Regions from separate parts of the Mus musculus genome. Here region 2 is linked to region 1. Evidence: chromatin loops called from intact Hi-C (ENCODE). Cell type or tissue: heart. All regions are shown on one strand.

Region 1 (5,000 bases):
GTGGGCAGGCATGCCACCCACTGCTGCCTCACCTTCCCGCGTCAGTCGGCTCACATCCAAGGACTCCTTGGTCTTCTCCTCCACGAGGGTCTCGATCTCCTTCATAAGGTTGCCAATCTCCTGGGAGATGCGGACTGCGGTTTCGCGTTCCGACCTGTGAGCATGACAGCACTGACTGCTGGGGTCAGCCCTGGTTCCTACCCCAGTGTCCCTACTCCCAACCCCTGGCTGGGCTCCCATCTGCCTGGGTGCAGGAAGCCTGAAGTGCTTCGTGAGCCCGACCCAACCATGGGATTTCTCACTTCTGTTTCTCCTGCAGTCTCTTGGGAATCACCTCTTCTGGAGTCCATGAGTCCTAAGGCAGGTCAGGAAACAAGCAAGAGAGTTGATCTTTCAGGTTATCTGTGTGTGACCTGCCTCACTGCCTGAGATGAGGTGGGCTCTTGGGACCATTACTTTTAATGGCTCAGGACCGCCTTTCACTGTCCACTTTGTCTCCCGTCCTCAGGGCCCACGCACCCATGCTTGGCTCGGCCTTGGACAGCGGCTCCCCCAGAGTTCTGCAGCGTGTACTCCCTCAGTGCCCAGTGTCCCCCTCTCCCCCTCCCTGCAGCTCCTGCTCTGGCTCACCGGATCCACAAAGGGAATTCCAAAAATGTCATAAGCGAAGAAAAGCAGTTCTTTCTCCAACAGGCTTCGACGTCGGTATTCCTCGGCATTCTGAGGAAACAAAGAGTCTCCTAGAACTTAGCCCTTACCCTTCAGCCCTAGGGTGGCCCTCCCTGGCATTGTGCATTGCTCTACGGGACTGAGGTGCCTTCTCCCAGTCACAGGTGATGTGTTGCCCAGTTTGGCCAAAGGTCTCCCCTCTATGCTCAAGAGGACTCCCGAGGGCAGCGTAATTCAGCCACACTGAAGGAGAGGAGGCCCCAGTGATCTCTGAAATGGAAGAACTGATGATCCTGAAAATGGAAAGACTTCATTTCTGCCTTTGAAGTCCTTGACATTGAACCCAGGGCTTTAGGCATACCAGGCAAGGCTCTCTACCAACTGAATTGTGTCTTTTTTTTTTTTTTTTTGAGACAGAGTTTCTCTCTGCAGTCCTGGCTATCCTGGAACTCACTCTGTAGACCAGGCTGTGAATTGTGTCTTGAGCCCTCTTTTCTTCTTGTTATATTTTATTTATTTACTTGGTGTGTTGTGGAGCGTGTGGCCTCCACTGTGCATGTGTGGAGGGCAGGGGACGACTTTGTGGAGTCTGTTATTTACATCCATCCTTTTGTGGGTTCTGTAGGTTGAACTCAGGTTACAAGCTTATGTGGCAAATACCTTTTTTTTTTTTAGAAGATCTTTTGTCAACCATTCTTTTAAGATTTATTTATTGATTTTATGTATATGAGTATACTATAGCTATCTTCAGACACACCAGAAGAGGGCATCAGATCTCATTATGGGTGGTTGTGAGCCACCATGTGGTTGCTGGGATTTGAACTCAGGACCTCTGGTAGAGCAGTCAGTGCTCTTAACCACTGAGCCATCTCTCCAGCCCGGCAAATACCTTTTTTAAAATTAGATTTTTTTATTCTATTTATTCTCTGTGTGTTTGTGTGTATGCGTGCGTGCGTGTGTGTGTGTGGGGGGGGGGGCGGCACTGTGACATAGGTGAGGAGGTCAGAGGACAATTTGTCAGTTTCCTCCTTGTACTGTGAGGGGCCAGAGCTCAAACTCAGGTCACCAGGCTCAGCAGCAAATGCCTTTACCCACTGAGCCATCTGCCATTTTAATTTTGAGACCAGGTCTCACTGCATAACCTTGAACTTGTGATTCTTCTGCCTCTGTTCCCTGAGTGGAAGCTCATGGGCGGAGACTGAACTTCATCTTAAAGACCCTTAGGAGCAGTAGGATTGAGAGCGATCCTATCTGGGTTTTGGGGTCCCCAAGCCCATGTTCTTTCTATTTGGCCACCTGCCACCCCTCAGAATGGCTGGGCTCGATCCGTCCCTGAAGGCGGGCAGCTATAGAATAGCTAAGCTTGGCACTCTGGCATTGCATGTGTATTCAGGGGTGGGGCTTACCCAGAGCTGGGAAACTGAGTCCCTTCCAGGGTCACATCTTTTCCCTGGGTCCCCTACTAGGATCCAAGCAGCAGAAGGAAGAGAGAAAAAGACAGTGCTAAAGTGGAGGCAGTTCAAGGAGGAACACATTAAAGGAGTCCACCCCGTCGGCTACCACAGTCACCCATGAGGAAGGAGTTTAACTGATCGGCTTCCTGCTCCAAATGCCAGAAACCAAGCCACACGTGCTATCCAGCGGGGTGAGCGGTCTGGCCGGGGGCGCAAACCAGTATTAGCTACTCTCGCCTGGGGGAGAGTTCTTCCTGGGGGAGAGTTCTAGGTAAATGTGCTCACACGAGTACATTCCTTCCCTTCTGAGAGACTCTTAATAGGATCCCAGGGAAGGGAAAAAGTATCAACCCAGCAAGACAAAGACTGGAAGGGCCTTCTTAAAGCTAGATGGCCGCCATCTAGTGGACAAGAAGGATAACTACAAGAACGCCAGTCTCAGCTGGGAGGGGCTGACAGTGGGATTATTTTCTTTAGAGACTCAATTCCAGAGCTGTGTGGGAGGAACTGTGGCTTGGCCCTCAGAGTTGAAGTCTGTACCTAAGTTTTCTCCTCATTCTAGAGATGTGGATAATGCTGAGTAATTGAAGAAAGCAGACAATGACAAGGAGAAATGCACTCTGGGACTAAAACAGAAACAGAAAGCCGTGTGAGCAAAACAGACCCATTATGAAGGAAAGAACACTGCCTTTGGGCAAATGGCATCCAGCGTCTAGCTTGGGTGTCAATCAGGGCAGAGAAATCTGTGTGCCAATCCAAAGAATGTACATCGAACTCTAGAGGATTTGGCTCTGCCATGTTCTACAAACTCCTGGTACTCCTTCCCACCCTGAGTGACAAGCTGAGTCCAAGACCGGCCCCACCCCACCCCACCCCATGAGCACTCATCTTCCTTCTGATTGGGTTCAGCCAGAAGCCAGTCTCTCACCTCCCTGGGGCTGATGGAGCTGGCCTCTTCTTCTCCAAGCATGGCTGTGTAATAAGCCAGATTCTGGTGCATCACCTCATCATTGGGAAAGAAGAGGAGGTAGGTCTTGGCACATTCAATAGCTTGTGTATAGTTCCCAACTGCAAAGGAAGAAAAGCAAACGGCCGTGAGGGAAGGGTATAATCCCAGACACCAGCAGCCACTTAGCATCTGGTTTCAGAGAAGCCTTGAGGCCACAATGACAGGACAAAGTAGTATTTTCCACACAACTTTCTAGAAGAGGAAGATTAGAATAGCTGGGAGCCTCCTAGACAGAAGGACCTCTTTAACTCGACGCGGACACACACCATGTACTCTTGGATGTGCTATTCTGGCTGGGACCCAGTAGGTACCCAGTAAACAACTGCTGATTTGCTGAGGGTTTGTTTTTCTGGATATTTTTCGTCCCTTTACCCCTGGAGGAAGACTGGGCCTGCCCTGTGAGCTAGTGTCAACAGTAGTACATCCTAACTGTGCTATTCATTCTTATTCACATGCAAATTTAGATTATAAATGAACAAAAAGGGACAAAAGAAAGAGGTCCTAGACTCCCCTGTTCCTCCCTTCTGGGCAGTAGAAATTGGCTACCTGGGCCACAGGCTTGTGACAAAACACCCAGGAATCATTGGGCATGTTGCCTCCCACAGACATAGCTGCTAGACATGCTGAAGAAGTGGAGTGGTCACAACCCTGCCTGGCTGGCTACACTTTAGTTGAGGCATCGGAGAGAAGAGAGAAAGCAGGTCTTACTGTTGTAGTAGGCAAACTGTAGGTAATTATAGTGTGAAGGGAGGAAGTCTTCAAAGGGCTTTTCCCTACTTGGGTGGGAAGCCAGCTCCGTGACACAGTTCTGCTTACAGTTGAGGACCTGGACGTAATGATCTGAAAGGAATCAGAGATGAGGAACAGCGAGGTCTTTTGTTTGTTTGGTTTTGTTTTCTGAGACAGGGTTTCTCTGTGTAGCTTGGCTGTCCTGGAACTCACTCTGTAGACCAGGCTGGCCTCAAACTCATAGTTCCGCCTGCCTCTGCCTCCTGAGTGCTGGGATTAAAGGTGTGTGCCACCACTGCCTGGCTAATACAGTCATATTTGGGATTCAAATTCTGGCTAACATAGGAAAGTTGAAGTGGAAAGTGATCTCTGTGTGGAGGATATGTGCATGCATTTGTGTATGTGTGTGCAAGTATGTGGCATGTGTGAACACGTGTGTATAGGAGTATAGGAGCCAGATGATGTCAGCATCTTTTTCCATCACTCTTCATTATGTTTCTGAGATAGGCTCTGTAACCTCAAGCTCACCCATATGATGAGACAAGCTCTAGCAAGGGGATTACAGGTGAGTGCCACCATGCTCAGCTTTTATGGCCAGGACCCTGGGTGTCAGGATTTGAACCCAGGTCCTTTTGCTTGTGCAGCAAGCACCTTACCCACTGAACCATCTCCCCAGCCCCTGAAAAGGTAATTTTTAGTTAGAGTTCTAGACTTAAAAAATTTGAAGAGCTGGAGAGATGGCTCAGTGGTTAAGAGCACTGACTGCTCTTCCAGAAGTCCTGAGTTCAATTCCCAGCAACCACATGGTGGCTCACAACCATTTGTAATGGGATCCAATGCCCTCTTCTGGTGTGTCCGAAGATGGCTTCAGTGTATTCATATACATAAAATAAACAAATGTTTAAGAAAAATTGGGGGATGAGGTTGCAAGGTATTTGTGTGCATTGTCAGGACTTTGACCTTAAAGTCCTCTGAGGCTTGGTCAGGCCACACCCTGAATGGCACCCACCTGTGATGGCCTGGAAGAGGTCAGCGCTGTAGTCTAGGTAGTTGTAGCCGTCGTAGTCATAGGGCCCTTCGCAGAGGGCACGGCATTCCTCATCGGCCACAAAGTACTCTTGCAGTGCCGCCTCCAGGTG
Region 2 (5,000 bases), 570 kb before region 1:
CGAAGGATAAAAGACTTCAGTAACCAGATAAAGCACAGAGCATGTGCAAAGGGGTTGGGATTACCCAGCAGGAGTTCTGAAGGAATAGCAGCACCAAGGAGAAGCAGAAACACAGAAGCAAAAGGCTGTCCCCTTCAGCTGAAGAGTTGGATGCAGGTCACAAGGTGTGCTGGCAGCAGCGTTGTTGAGCAAGCAAACACATTCAGAGATGCAGAACCCCAAGAGCAAAGAGACACAACCACAAACGTACTCAGAAGGGAGAAGGAGCTGACTGCGTAAAAGAAATAAACTCAGAATGACTTTCTGGTCCCCTTCTAAAATGCGGCTCACAGATACACCCGCACAATGCTTACTGGGGACTCCAAAGAAATGCACTGAAACCACACTAGCTGTCACACTAGCATTGCCCTCTGTGTGACGATAAAATAGAGACAGGGCATCACTGGCATACCCTTTATTAAGAAAAGCTTCTGTAGGTAACTTGAAGATCTCTGCTTAAGCAAGGGTGAAAACAGGCCAGGAAAATGAACTCACACAAAGAGAGGTTATTATGTAAGAAATGTAATGTGGAATGAAGCCAGGTAAAATGTAAAGTCGAGTACAGAATTGACAGCACATAATTATTAAACATTTTGAGAAATGAGAGTCAAATGATTTAAATATGTAGTATTCCCTCTCTTCTGTAACATCACCTGCTACCGATTTCATCACTTACCTATAAAAGAACAGAGAGAGAGACACAGAGAGGGAGAGGCAGACAGACAGACAGACAGACAGACAGACTTTCCAGTTTACAAAGTTTTGATAGAGTATTTGGTTCTAAGTTGTTCTATTTTCTTATTGGTTATTATTACTAACATTCTACAGTGTCCAGTCTACCTTCTTACCTACTAGCCACCACCTATTTGTTTTTAAAATACAAGTCCCAGAATTAAACTTATATATTAATAAAACTGAGAAATGTTCAATGGAGATACAGAAGCAGATTCACAATAATAACGATAATGATGATGATGATGATGATAAACAAGACTGAAAGGATCATTTTTGTAGGGTAGACAATTCCAGAATGGCTCTTCTTCCAAATACCACGTTAAAGTAACAGTAAGGACGGAGGTTGTTGATGATGGATGTTTGTTTAGAGATGGTATCTTGCTATGTAGCCCAGGCTAGCCTTAAGCTTCAGTTCTTCCCTCCTTGGCATCCTGAGTGCTGAGTAATGCTGGTGTACATAACGTACCCAGTACAGCTGAAATACCCAACGAGAAAGAAAGCAGGAGAAGGGCCACTGGCCGGGAAACCAGAAAAGGAAGAAGAGGCTTATTTGCCAGTTAGAAATACATAACACTTCAGTGTTACAATAACCAAAAGAGCCTCACACTGCAGAACCTGCAAAACAGGCTGGTGGACTGAATATGGCCAAGAAACAATTTGACTATAGTTTGTCATGTGAAGGTAAGACATGAAGGCTGAATTTTAAATCCGTAGAACAAAGAAATCATTATCCAGTAACATAATAATAGTATTTGTCTATGGCTTGTTGAAAAGAATTATTTCCTTTAACCCATGCCTTATTTAAAATCTTTTTTCAGAAAAAGAGACCTCAAAAGATAGATAGATATTATAGTTTACTTGATGCCATAAAGTTATTTTCTAATAGTGTAAAGAAAATCTGAGGTCATCCAGTCTATGCAAAATCGCATTGGGAAAGGCTAAACAATGCCCCCCACAGATATGTGCTACCTAACGCCTGGAAAATGAGCCTTACCTTAATACAAATGATGTGAATAAATTAGTACTCTGGATATGGGAAGGTTATTCTAAACAAACTAGGAGAACTCTGCTTGGAATCACAACGATCTTTTGTAAGAGACAGGAAGCAGGCAGAGAAGTCATGGGATTACAGAGGTCAGGATCAGAGGGATGCAGCCAGGCCAGGACAAGTCAGAAGCCATCAAATGTAGGAAAAAGCAAGAACAGAATCCACACACACACCTGACCCCCCCCCCCCCATCCCCCTCAAGCCTCTGGAGGGAGCTTAGCACTGTCCCTGTCAACGCTTGCTTACCACCCAGTGAAACGGACTGAAGACTTCAGATGTCCAAATTACGAGCAGGTGAACATGTCATCTGACGGCATCAAGTTCACGGTATTCAGTCACAGACTATGAAACCCACCGCAGTGAGAACTGCAGGGATTCCAGTAAGTGTTCCCTCTTACTGGGTGCCAGGCACTACTCCAGGATTTACATATCCAAGACATTTAATTTGTACACAAGGGGGCAGTAGGGAGTAGCTGTGGCTAAGGCTACTGTAACCTGGGTTATATTGCTTTCTCAGTTGTCAAGCAGAGGTGTTGTGGCTTGAACAGGGAAATGTGCCTTCCAGAATCATGCTTTGAACACTCACCCCAGTTTCTGGTGCTACTGAGGAAAAGGGGTGGTGCTGAAGAGCCTTAGGTCCTAAAGTTTAGGAGGTAAGTCCTAGCTGGCTGAAGTAGGCCACTAGAGAGGGGACTCTGAGGGTGTGGTCCCTAGTTCTGGCCACTCTGTTTCCTTGTCTGCCATAATGGGTCTCTGCCACACACCCCCGCTGCCATGAATCCCACCATGCCTTCTCTGCTGTGATGGACTGTACCCTTCCAAACCATAAGCAAAACAAAACAAAACCTTTCATCTAATAAGTTGTTTCTGTCAGAAATTTTGTTAATAAATAATAATAAATAAAATCAGCTAATATGAGACATAATGGTGACACCTACCTCCTGGCGCTGTGGAGAATAAACTGAGGCTAGCTATATAACATGCCTGATTATAGGTTCTCAAGTGAAAAGCAATAACTAGAAAGCCCTTGAATATTCAGCACTCTGGTCTGCCTTCTAGAACTTTCTCTTACCAATTCTCCTTCTTCTCTCTTGATACAAACAAGATTTGAGTCACTCCTAATCACCAAAATATTCCTCAACTATTCGAGAATGCTGATCAAGTCCTCGGGAATGTGAGCTGGTCCAGGCTGAGATGCCTCTGGTCATCATCTTTGGCTCACCTGCATTTCTCCGTACATTCACCAGCTCCCTGGAACACAGACTCCTACATTCTAGATGTGACCACCATGCTTCTACTAAGCATATATACACAAACTACAGCCCTTGGGACAGCCTGATTTGGACAATTCACATGATAAGTGTGCATTTGACATTATGGAAGGATCATAAAAGTATAAACACAGGGGAAAATTGTGACAAATACCGTATGTGACTGGTCAAAACTAAATGTTTGCTGTTTTGTTCTTTGTTCTGGGAAAGCTAGCTATCTCATTCTAGAGACTTCTATATTTCTCTCAGTACAATACACAGTTGCTCAGGTTTTTCTGGGAGTAAGACTACATTGATGTGCATGCTGGCTTTATTTCAAGCCTGCTAAAGTTCCATCAGCATACATTCTTCTCCTCCCATCTTAGTAGTAACTCAGCTATTCACCACCTAAGACTACATTTCTCAGCATTCCTTGTAGGTGTGTCCTGGGGACAGGCTTTAGCTCTGAGTTGCAAGCTCATGTACACTGAGTAGTTTTCTGATCAGTCCTTGAAGGGAAAGATCACACTCTCCCTCCAATTCTCTTTCCTGTTCTCTGGAATGCAGGCTTGGACTTCATGTGGATGAGACTGACTAAGCAGGAAGACAAAGGACCCTGGGTCTGTGGTGCTAACATTCTATACAGTCTTGGTTATCCTCAGTCTCGAAGAAGGAAAGTAATCTTTAGTTTATAAAGTTCTTTCAAGTCCTTGGGACAACAATTGAATCTGGGGATGAAAGCAATACAATTATATTGCTCTTTATATCTGTCTATCTATCTATTGATTGATCAATCTGTTTGGTTTTCTATCTATCTATCTATCTATCTATCTATCTATCTATCTATCTATCTATCTGTAATTACTGCTACTGAGTCACACTCTTTCCTGGTCTACACTCACACCATAACCTTACATTTACTTATCCCACTTACACATTATATTGTAAGAATAAACCCATCATTTTGCCCTGACAACTGGGACCTAATTCTGTTGCCCTAAGTGCGTACTATCCTTTCTAGTTTCATAACGTTCTTCAAAGGGCAGTTCAGTTGCCAGGCTCACTAACCCACTCAGCAGAACAGCTGATTAAGATTGAGTACAATGCAGTGAGGAGGACTGCTGTGTCAGTGTGTGCAGGAAGGAAGTGACAAGTCAAAACCAAGAGGCAAGTGGAGGAGGAGGAGGAGGAGGAGGAGGAGGAGGAGGAGGAGGAGGAGGAGGAGGAGGAGGAGGAGGAGAATGGAGAGGAGGAGGGAGAGGAGGAGGGAGAGGAAGAGGAGGGAGAGGAAGAGGAGGGAGAGGAAGAAGAAGAGCAAACTTTCTATGATCCAGTCTTCACACTGACAGCCTCCTCATTGCTAGCTCATTTATTAAATATTTTGACCATTCAATTGCTTTAGATTGAGTATAGGTTTAGGTTTTGAGGGTAGGCATGTACATATGTGTACATGACATGCATTTGTACAAGTGTGTGTGCACACATGTGTGTGAAGGCCAAAGGACAACTTTGGGTGTCATTGATCAGATGCTGGTACCTGTTTTATGGTCTAGAACTCATTGAGTAGGCTAAGCCTGATTGCCCTAGGGACCCCCTCCCCAGTCTCCTTCTCCCTAGCTCACTGCAATCAAAAGCATCATCAGGACTGTCTTAGTTGGGGTTTCACTGCTGTGAAGAAAAACTATAACTGAGGCAACTCTTATAAGGAACAACATTTAGTTGGAGGTAGTTTACAGTCTCAGAGGTCCAGCCCATTAACATCATGAAGCACTGCAGTGTGCAGGTAGACAAGGTGCTGTAAACAAATGGAGCTGAGAGTTCTGCATCTTGGTCATACTACAGCCAGACTGTCTCTGGCCAGACTTAAGCGTATATGTGAGATCTCAAAGTCCACTTCCTCTAACAAGGCCACACCTCCTCCAACAAGG

Evidence for each region. A loop is a pair of places that touch in the nucleus more often than their neighbours do. Peaks named below come from ENCODE experiments on the same cell type or tissue, not always from the same donor. Only the 100,000 strongest peaks of a DNase experiment are listed, where the experiment ranks them.
Region 2: a loop joins it to region 1, with 2.4 times the contacts of the local background. A loop is called at or near these places in 3 of 42 quality-filtered maps.

What each region holds. Positions count from the first base shown.
Region 1 is chr4:119,236,837-119,241,836 of GRCm38, reverse strand. It overlaps P3h1 (prolyl 3-hydroxylase 1), which reads right to left. Exons shown (of 15, transcript NM_019783.2): 3 at 4,871-5,000; 4 at 3,841-3,972; 5 at 3,052-3,191; 6 at 631-720; 7 at 303-355; 8 at 33-154. Among named protein-coding and RNA genes, the nearest start is that of P3h1, 6.4 kb to the right of the region's middle. In heart, a CTCF peak has its summit at 2,537 (motif pointing left); DNase peaks (open chromatin) are centred at 2,316 and 2,356; H3K27ac peaks cover 809 bases.
Region 2 is chr4:119,806,724-119,811,723 of GRCm38, reverse strand. It overlaps a transcript of Hivep3 not described here. Among named protein-coding and RNA genes, the nearest start is that of Hivep3, 5.5 kb to the left of the region's middle. In heart, a CTCF peak has its summit at 2,275 (motif pointing right); no DNase peak of the experiment used is centred here.